Regions from separate parts of the Homo sapiens genome. Here region 1 is linked to region 2. Evidence: read pairs that join two places in POLR2A ChIA-PET (ENCODE). Cell type or tissue: OCI-LY7. All regions are shown on one strand. Links, peaks and the distances in the headings refer to the core of each region. The heading gives the core; the rest is flanking DNA.

The links. Peaks named below come from ENCODE experiments on the same cell type or tissue, not always from the same donor. Only the 100,000 strongest peaks of a DNase experiment are listed, where the experiment ranks them.
Region 1: POLR2A ChIA-PET joins it to region 2 with 5 read pairs; 1 of 35 experiments calls an interaction of 5 or more read pairs at or near these places.

What each region holds. Positions count from the first base shown.
Region 1 is chr6:37,554,443-37,558,835 of GRCh38, reverse strand. MIR4462 (microRNA 4462) reads left to right here and starts at 3,414; the gene lies at 3,414-3,471. RefSeq lists enhancers at 1,508-1,717, 1,928-2,027, 2,138-2,187, 2,738-2,827. In OCI-LY7, for the core only: no CTCF peak of the experiment used is centred there; a DNase peak (open chromatin) is centred at 1,835.
Region 2 is chr6:38,022,477-38,026,869 of GRCh38, reverse strand. All of the region lies in intron 2 of ZFAND3 (zinc finger AN1-type containing 3), which reads right to left. Among named protein-coding and RNA genes, the nearest start is that of ZFAND3, 200 kb to the right of the region's middle. In OCI-LY7, for the core only: a CTCF peak has its summit at 2,312 (motif pointing left); a DNase peak (open chromatin) is centred at 2,339.

The DNA.
Region 1 (4,393 bases), core at 77-4,076, 470 kb after region 2:
GAGAGACACGAGTGGTGTCCACGCACTCATGCTGGGCACCTACGGTGTGCCGGCCCGAGCTGGGGGCGGGAGGCTAGCTCAGTTGTTGGGATAGAAGTAAGAAGACCTCGGGGCAGAGGAAACCAACGAATCTGATCAGGTCACTCCTTGGGTTAACTCCCTCAGCAGCTCCCACCACCCTCAGGATAAAGGCCAGACCCCTCAGCAGGGAGGCAAGGCCCTCTCACCCTGTCTGTTCCCCATCTCCTCCCTCTGGCCCTTCCATGTGTGGGACTCAATGCTCCCTCCAGGGCCTTGCAGTGGCTGTGCCGTCTGTCTGAAACACCCTCCCCACCGCTGTCTCCTCCATTTACTGAACACCTAGCCATCCTTCAAGACTTAGCTCCATGCTCCCTCTTCTTAGTGAGGTTTTTGCTGAGCCCGGCCCCTCCCCAGTGAAACTGGCCATTCTCCTTTGGGCCTCACAGTACCACATGTACCAGAATACTTCACGGCCCTTGTCTGTCTGTTTCCTGCATGAGGTCCCTTAGAGCAGAGGCTATGCTGCTGGCTTAGAATCTTCAGGTGAATCACTCACCTGTGCTGCTCAGGTAGCTGATTAGAGGCAGAAGAGTTGTTCCAATGTCCACCCCCTCAACACCGCCTCAGGATAATTGGAGCTGAGCCCTCGCCTTGTCAAAAGAAGAGTACAGGGACCAGAGTCTGGGAGATTAGCCTAAGAAATGTTTTGAGGCAATTAATGCCACTCAGAGTTCAGAAGGAAGGGCAGGGTCATGGTTTGGTGGCAGAGGATCGGGAGCTTCAAGTTGGGAGAGGGTGGGCTCAGGGGTAGAGAGTGTGCTGAGGACTCAGGGTGATGAGGCAGGGACTGGGAGAGAAGATCAGGGGAGGAAAGCTGCCGCCCACTCTGCCATCAGGTACCAATGACTCAGGGCAGAGTCCATCTGGGGAGGGCCAGCGTGAGAGTCGGGCTAATCCCAGGAAAGTGAATCTGCCACAGAGAGATTTTTATCCGATTTGCCATGGTCTCCCTCCAGGGACTTCATGTTCTGCTAAGACAGAGGCAAAGAGAAAGCTCACCCCTGGAGATGACCTCTTTGAGTCTCTGGCTGTGCTTCTATTCGGAGGAAGACATAGGCGTCTGTGCCACAGCATCCCCTAGGGAGGACCTGGAGCGGGCTGCAGGGAACAGAGCTGAGAAGTCAGGGAGAGGTAGGGAAAGGTCAGGGGAAGCAAGGCAGAGGTTAAGGGAGGCCTTGGGAGAAGGCAGGGTCACAGAAACCATGAAAATGCAGGAGGCCCCAGCCCAGCACCATGGGGAGGCTGCACAAGGAGGCCCACAGAGCCCCCGGAAGACAAAAGCCAGGGTCAGAGAGGATGTGGGGCCGAGGCTAACTGCACTGACGGATGGTAGCTTCTCTTTCCCCGGGTGCTCCTGAGGGAAAGGGGGATTTCTAAAGTCCCATGTGGCTTGGGTCCCCATACACTAATCCACAGAGGATCGTATGACTAAGCAAGACCTCCTGGGCCACCAGAGCGTCCTGTCAGCATCCACTGAGGTGGGGACTGCGCTTGGCACCTGGAAAGAAGGCCCCAGTCTGCCCTGAGCCTGATGGCCAAGATGGTCGCATCTGGCCCACCGTGGAGTCAGGGCAAGGGCCTAGGTCAGAGGGAACGGGACGCCCTCCCTCCAGATCATGAGGCCTGGACAGCCGGACGGGGATCAAGACAGTTGCCAGGGAGGGATGGAAAAAAGAAGAGGTAAAGCCACTGCTGTAAGAGGCTAGCCCCATCTCAGTGGCTCAGCCTGTGAAAGTTCATTTCCTGCTCAGTCACAGTCCAGCGCCAGCACTGCTGTCAGGGTGGCCTCCCCTGGCTCCCTCCCTCCTCTGGCTCTGCCCCCTTGAAGACCTCTGACTTCTCCTTGTGCAGCCGCCAGACAGGGAAAGACCAATTCTTCATCCTTCCATCTGAAAGCAGCACACCACGCCTTGCACAGAGTCCATAGGGGAGAACTAGAAATTCGGCCCCACATATACACAAAGGGTTCTGAAAAATGGGGTTCCTGGCTGGGCAGCTACTTCTCAGCCAGACACTCCACACCGAGGAAAGAGGAGCCTGGATTTGTAACGGACTGTGGGCCAGGTCTGCCTCCGGTACCAGCATCCACTGTATACCTCTTCTGGGCTGGGCTTCTCATCTTTGCAGCCACTGTTGAAAATGAAAGACAGCTATTTTTTATGTTTTATGTTTTTGGGGATAGAGTTTCGCTCTTGTCACCGAGGCTGGAGTGCAGTGGCACAGTCTCAGTTTACTGCAACCTCCGCCTCCCGGGTTCAAGCGATTCTCCTGCGTCAGCCTCCCGAGTAGCTGGGATTACAGGCACTCGCCACCACACCCAGCTAATTTTTGTATTGTTAGTAGAGACGGGGTTTCACCATGTTAGCCAGGATGGTCTCGATCTCTTGACCACGTGATCCACCCGCCTCGGCCTCCCTAAGTGCTGGGATTACAGGTGTGAGCCACCGCGCCCAGCCAGGGCTTTTCTTGATGTTAAAAGTTCTCGAGAAGAAGGAGACTTCCAGGACTTTCCAGGGTCCCATACTCATTTGAGAGTGCTGAGATTACAGGCGTGAGCCACCACGCCAGGCCTAGACCCATTTTACACGTGAGAAACGGAAGAAGCTCAGAGATGTCCAGACTCAGCCGGCGGTGGCACAGCTGGCTGTGAAGCTGGGTGCTCGCAGGCCAAGGCCACGTCACTTTCTCTTCCCAGCTCACCGGGTTGTTTCTCTAGAAAATGCCCGAGAGATGGAGACAGACAAAAAGGAGGAAGTAGGGGCGTGGTGAGGGAGAGAAAGAAAAGACAGGGGAGAGAGGACAAGCCAGAGAGAGGCACAAATGGAAAGAGAAAATCTCAGAGCCTCACAGTAGTGAAGCTTGAGATGAGAAAGAACGGTGACTCCGTCTCCCCACCCACCCCACCTTCTCCTGCAAAAATGACTTGTCTCCCAGGGAGGGCCACTGGGCATCCCCGTTCCACACCCCTGCTGGCTTCAGGGCCAACCCTAGGTCACCTCCCCTGAGCTCCCCCTGCTTGGTCTCACCTCTTTGTGGGAAGGTCTGGCTTTAAATGTGCCCCAGATACCCAAGTTCAAATCCAGCCTCTGCACTTACTACTGACAGACCTTGAGCGATTGAGGAGCTCAGTGAAGATGCGGTGGGTGAATGAAAGCACTTTGTAAACCCCAGCAAGAGATGGTTCTGGGTTGCCTGTTCTCAGGGGCGAGATGGGGAGCAGCTCAGGGAGCATGAAGGGGATGGCGGCGTGAAGCCCTGCTGGCTTCCTGCCCTAGACAGTGCCCCGAGGGAGGGACGGGAAGATATAAATAAGACACGTAAAGGCCTCTGTGCTTCCCAGCTGCCCTAAGTCAGGAGTGGCTTTCCTGACACGGAGGGTGGCTTGGGAAATGAAAAGTGAATGGGTTGCTAAAATGTTTTACTTCCCCGGTGTTGTTGGTGGGGCTTTAATGAGGAGCCATGCATCACTTGGCCCCCTCGCCCCGGCAGATGATAAAGGGCCACCGCTCCCCGCGGGCCTCAGAACAACCCACCACTGCCTGGCTTGTAAATTGTTATGGCCCAATGAAGAGCTTGCCCTTAAATGTCACTCACCCAGGAATTAAGGTGAAGACAGGCACAGGGACTTGCCAGTGGCACGGCCCAAGGTGGGGGCTAGCAGGAGTGGGCCCTGCAGGATGGGGTGAGGGGCAGACTCCTCGGGAAGGGCAGTTGGATACCAGGTCTGGGGTTAATGAAAAGTGCCCCCTGCCCCCTAAGTGATCATTATCTCCAGTAATTATCCTTGCTCCTGGGGGGAAGCAGGGAGGGGCGCACTGAAGAGCTGTCATTAGAATGGACTGGCTAAAGAATCCAGACCTGGCGCACTGGCCTGGGGTCCTCAGCCTCTCTCCCCCTCTCTCTTCCCCATTCCATCTCCCCGCCACCCCACCTGTCTTCCTCCCCACCTCCACCTCTCTCCCCCCTCCCTGCCAATCTTTCTCTCTCAACCCAGTTGCCTGCATGGTTCACAGGTTTCTCTTTGCCCTGTGGACCCCAGGGTAGATTGAGAAGGAATCTTAATGAGTCTGACTCAGGCCGGCATCACGCAGGCTGCCCCGCTGTCTAGCTTCATTTTCTAACTTTGGGGGCACGGAAAGGTCGGCTTCCACCTCTTCCCTGGAGGCCCTTCTCTAGAAGAAGGTAGAACTTCAGGTGCCTTCCAGGAAGAAAGTGAGCTTTAGGTGCTTCCCAAGCGTGACCCTCTTCCCTCTCCTGTAACCTTTTAGCATTGTGGAATAAATCTCACGTCCAGAAAAGGGCATGAAACAAA
Region 2 (4,393 bases), core at 71-4,070:
AATTTGCTTCCCAAATAGTGTCCCAAACCTTGAGGGAGATACCTAGTATTAAATTACACTCTCTCTCTCTCTCTCTCTCTCTGGTTATTAAAATGCAAAGAGCCATAATATCTACCACATAAGATCCTAAAATTGGATTGGCCGGGCGTGGTAGCTCACGCCTGTAATCCTAGCACTTTGGGAGGCCAAGGTGGGCGGACTGCCTGAGCTCAGAAGTTCAGGATCAGCCTGGGCAACATGGTGAAGCCCCATCTCCACTAAAAATACAAAAAATTAGTGGGGCATGGGGGTGCACACCTGTAGACCCAGCTACTTGGGAGGCTGAGGCACGAGAATCACTTGAACCTGGAGGCAGAGGTTGCAGTGAGCTGAAATCCTGCCACTTCACTCCAGCCTGGGTGACAGAGTGAGACTCTTGTCTCAAAAAAAAAAAAAAAAAAAAAAAAAATCCTAAAGTAATACAAATAATAAATGCTAGCAGAATCCATAATGTAATGTAGAATGTCAAGGCTAAGTAATCATCCTCTGAGACCTTATATAGTTAGTGTTTTCCTGATCACAGTGCTAAAACAGACGGCAAAAGAAGGAGTAGTTCTGGACCTTGGGACTAGAGAAACAGGATTTATGAAGAAAAGTCATAAAACAATATATCAAGTATAAAAATGATCCAGTATAAACTGGATGTAAGTGTATTTAGGGGACAGAGACATTAAGAGGTTTGCTGAAGAACTTGGTTTAGAAATGGATCTGATAAAGAATTTGTCAATAATTTATATTTTAAGTAATAGGTTATTTTTGTAACAGCTTTATTGAGATACAATTTACATATTATAAAACTCACCTAAGGTGTACAATTCAATAGTTCAATAGTTTTAGGCAGAGTATATTCACAGAGTTGTGCAAGCATCACAACCAATTTTAGATTGTTTTCATCACCCCAGAAAGAAACCCTGTACCCTTTAGCAAGGACCACTCATTCCCTTCCGACTTTCCAGACAACTCCCACCGGCAGCTCTAAGCAAAACAATCTACTTTCTGTCCCTGTAGATCTGCCTATTTTGGACATTTCATATAAGTGAAATCATACAACATACAGTCTTTCATGACTGGCTCCTTTTACACAGCATGAAAGTTTTCAAAATTCATCTATGTTGTGGCATGTATCAGTGCTTCATTCTTTTATATCTCTGAATAATATTCCCTGTATGGATGAATGAGACTGGCCAAAAGATGAGTAAGCAAGCTATTTGCCAAACTAGTCTTCTGTTTAAAGGCTAATGTTTTATAGTAATAAATACCACTAATTCAGCATAACTATTTCACTAAGAACAAAACAGACCAAAAAAAAAGGAGTTCACAAGATTCAATATCTTCATGTATACTTTTTGTAGTAATGACTCTGATGTTAATACAAGTTTCAAAAAAATAAAAATTCAGAGAAATTATCTTTTCTTCCATACCATTTAAATACCACTTAAATTACTTGGATATTGTGCCTCCTAAAAAAGGGGGGATAAAAACAAACCACCACTTCTAATTAAGAGGTGAAAGTACCACCAGTAATTATGAAAAAGTATTGATGTGACTAAAAAAAGACCTTTGTCTCTCCTGAGTAATGTCCCTTAATAAGAGTATGTGACTTGTGAATTCCTATAGGAAAAATGAATTTTTAATGTTGCCATTTTTACAGCAGCTTAAGCCCTGAGTCAGAAAATGGAAACATATTTCTAAAACAAAGGAATGTAATGAATGGATCCAATATTAACATCTACTAGACATGTGAAATCTGAGAAGAGTAGCTCTCAGAATGATCATGTGACATGTGAATGGATACCAGATATATTAAAGGATTTAACCAAAGGAGAAATAATGAACAATACATATGTATTTTCTACTTTAGTGAAATTCACAGAACATAAAATAAACCATTTTAAAGTGAATAACTCAGTGGCATTTAGTGCATTTACAACTTTGTTTGACCATTGCCTCTCTCTAGTTCCAAAACATTTTCATCAACCCAAAAGGAATCCCCATACTCATTAAGCAATTGCTCCCCATTCCCTCTCCTATTGCCCCTGGTAACCACCAATCTGAGTCTACCTCTACAGACTTACCTATTCTGCATATTTCATACAAATAGAATCATATAATATGTGACCTCTTGTGTCTGGTTTCTTTTACTTGACATAAATGTTTTTGAGGTTTGTCCATGTTGTAGCATGTATCATCTGTACTTCATACCTTTTCATGGCAGAGTAATATTCCACTGTATGGATATACCACCATTTATTTAATCATTCATCCAATGGAAGAAATAGGCTGCTGCCTGCCACCTACTGGCTATTGTGAATAGTGCTGCAACAAACATGCACGTTTAGGTACTTTTTTTTTTTTTTTTTGAGACGGAGTCTCGCTCTGTCGCCCAGCCTGGAGTGCAGTGGCACATCTCAGCTCACTGCAAGCTCCACCTCCCGGGTTCATGCCATTCTCCTGCCTCGGCCTCCCAAGTAGCTGGGACTATAGGCACCCAGCCACTAAGCCTGGCTAATTCTTTGTATTTTTTAGTAGAGACAGTTTCACCATGTTAGCCAGGATGGTCTTGATCTCCTGACCTCATGATCTGCCCGCCTCGGCCTCCCAAAGTACTGGGATTACAGACGTGAGCCCCCACACCTGGCCATATATGTACTTTTTTATACACCTGTTTTGAATTTTCAATAACTAGTATTGGAACTGCTGGGTTGAATCATACATTTTTAAAGAAAGGAATACTGAACCCAGTGATTTCTACAGTTGGTCAATAGTAGTAACCTGGTTTCGTCTCGTTTGTTTGATTTAAAGAGACGGTATCTCACTGTTTTGTTCAGGTTGGTGTGCAGTGGTTATTCACAGGCTCAATCTTAGTGCCCTACAGCTTTGACCTCCTGGGCTCAACCAAGCCTCCTGCCTCAGCCTCCCGAGTAGCTGGGACTACATACACATACCACTGCACCCAACCTGCTTTTAAAAATTGGCCTTTTCCCCTAATAATGGAGTAATTTAGACAGTGATAGGACGTATCAGAGACTAAACTGAGTAAGGAAGCGGAAATACCACTTAAATTATTATACATCACTTTTTTGTAAAAGCTATTTCTTCTTCTTGAATTGTTCTGGATTTTTCCAGACAAGTAAAAGACATTTGTCTATAGGTGTATGAAACTGCTCTTACATTTGAATATTTTCCTCATGCCAAAATGAAAAGTTTCTTCCTTGCCTATGCCAAAAAGTCAGATTACAGGTAGCTTAGAGGCAGGACATTCTAGATTCTAAAACTTTCAAATCTTATTTAAGTTGACCAATAAAAATTACATAGTCATACACAACATGTTGTTTCAAAATATATACACATTGTGGAATGGCTAAATCAAGCTAATTAACATATGCATTACTTCATATACTTATCATTTTTTGATCTCTCAAATCTTTTTAAAATATAAAACTTCCATGTTGTTATTGAAATGTCTTAAAATGTTATTAAATGTCTCATGCTAAGCTGTTGGGAATAATACTTCAATCACATCAACTGTCTTCAATGAAAAGGGGTAATGTCTACCTTAAAATACATATTACACACACATGCATAGCTCCTTCTCTAGAGAGGTTTTGTGAATAAAAACCTATCGGAAGGATAAAACCCTCCTTGATTCAGTGTCTGGCTAGCTTTCTTCTGAAAGCTCCTTGTAGCCTTATAGATTCATGGTTAGAGTGTATTGAAAGGTATTACCAAACGCTTTTTCTCCCAGTAATTTTTACAAATTGATGAATTCACAAAGAATAGTACATTCTAGTAGCAACTTTGATTTTACTTATTTTCAAAGAATATGCATTCTTTGTCCTTAAAGCTAACCACTCCCAACACACATACCCGTTCCTTGCCTTTACAAGAGAAAAAGGAAAGAAAACAAAACAGTCATCAAGACAGCTAGTGGCTGAACTATACTAAGAGTCCTTACTCCAGCCCAAGGCTGTTCCAATCAAGTTGTGCTGTGCCCTGCAGGATCAAAATAATGGTAATCCTAAAGTTAAGTACATATTACAAGTTAGTAGAAATTACACAATTTACCTATCTGCTCTTAGATAAATTCTGACCAAATGGTAAAGGGATAGAAAAGCAAGGTTAAAGTCTTTAGACTCAAACAAAATCAAGTCTGTACCCCATTAATACTTAGGAGCTACATGACCTAAGCAAGTCACATTAAAATTATTTGGGCCTATTTCCTCATTTGAAAAATGGAGTGGGAAGAGGACGGTATTTTAAGGATTAGAGCACTGTATAAACTTTGTATAGCGTGTGGTACACAGCAAACTCTTAATAAATGGTGGCTGTTGTTATTAAAAGACCAGCAAAGAGC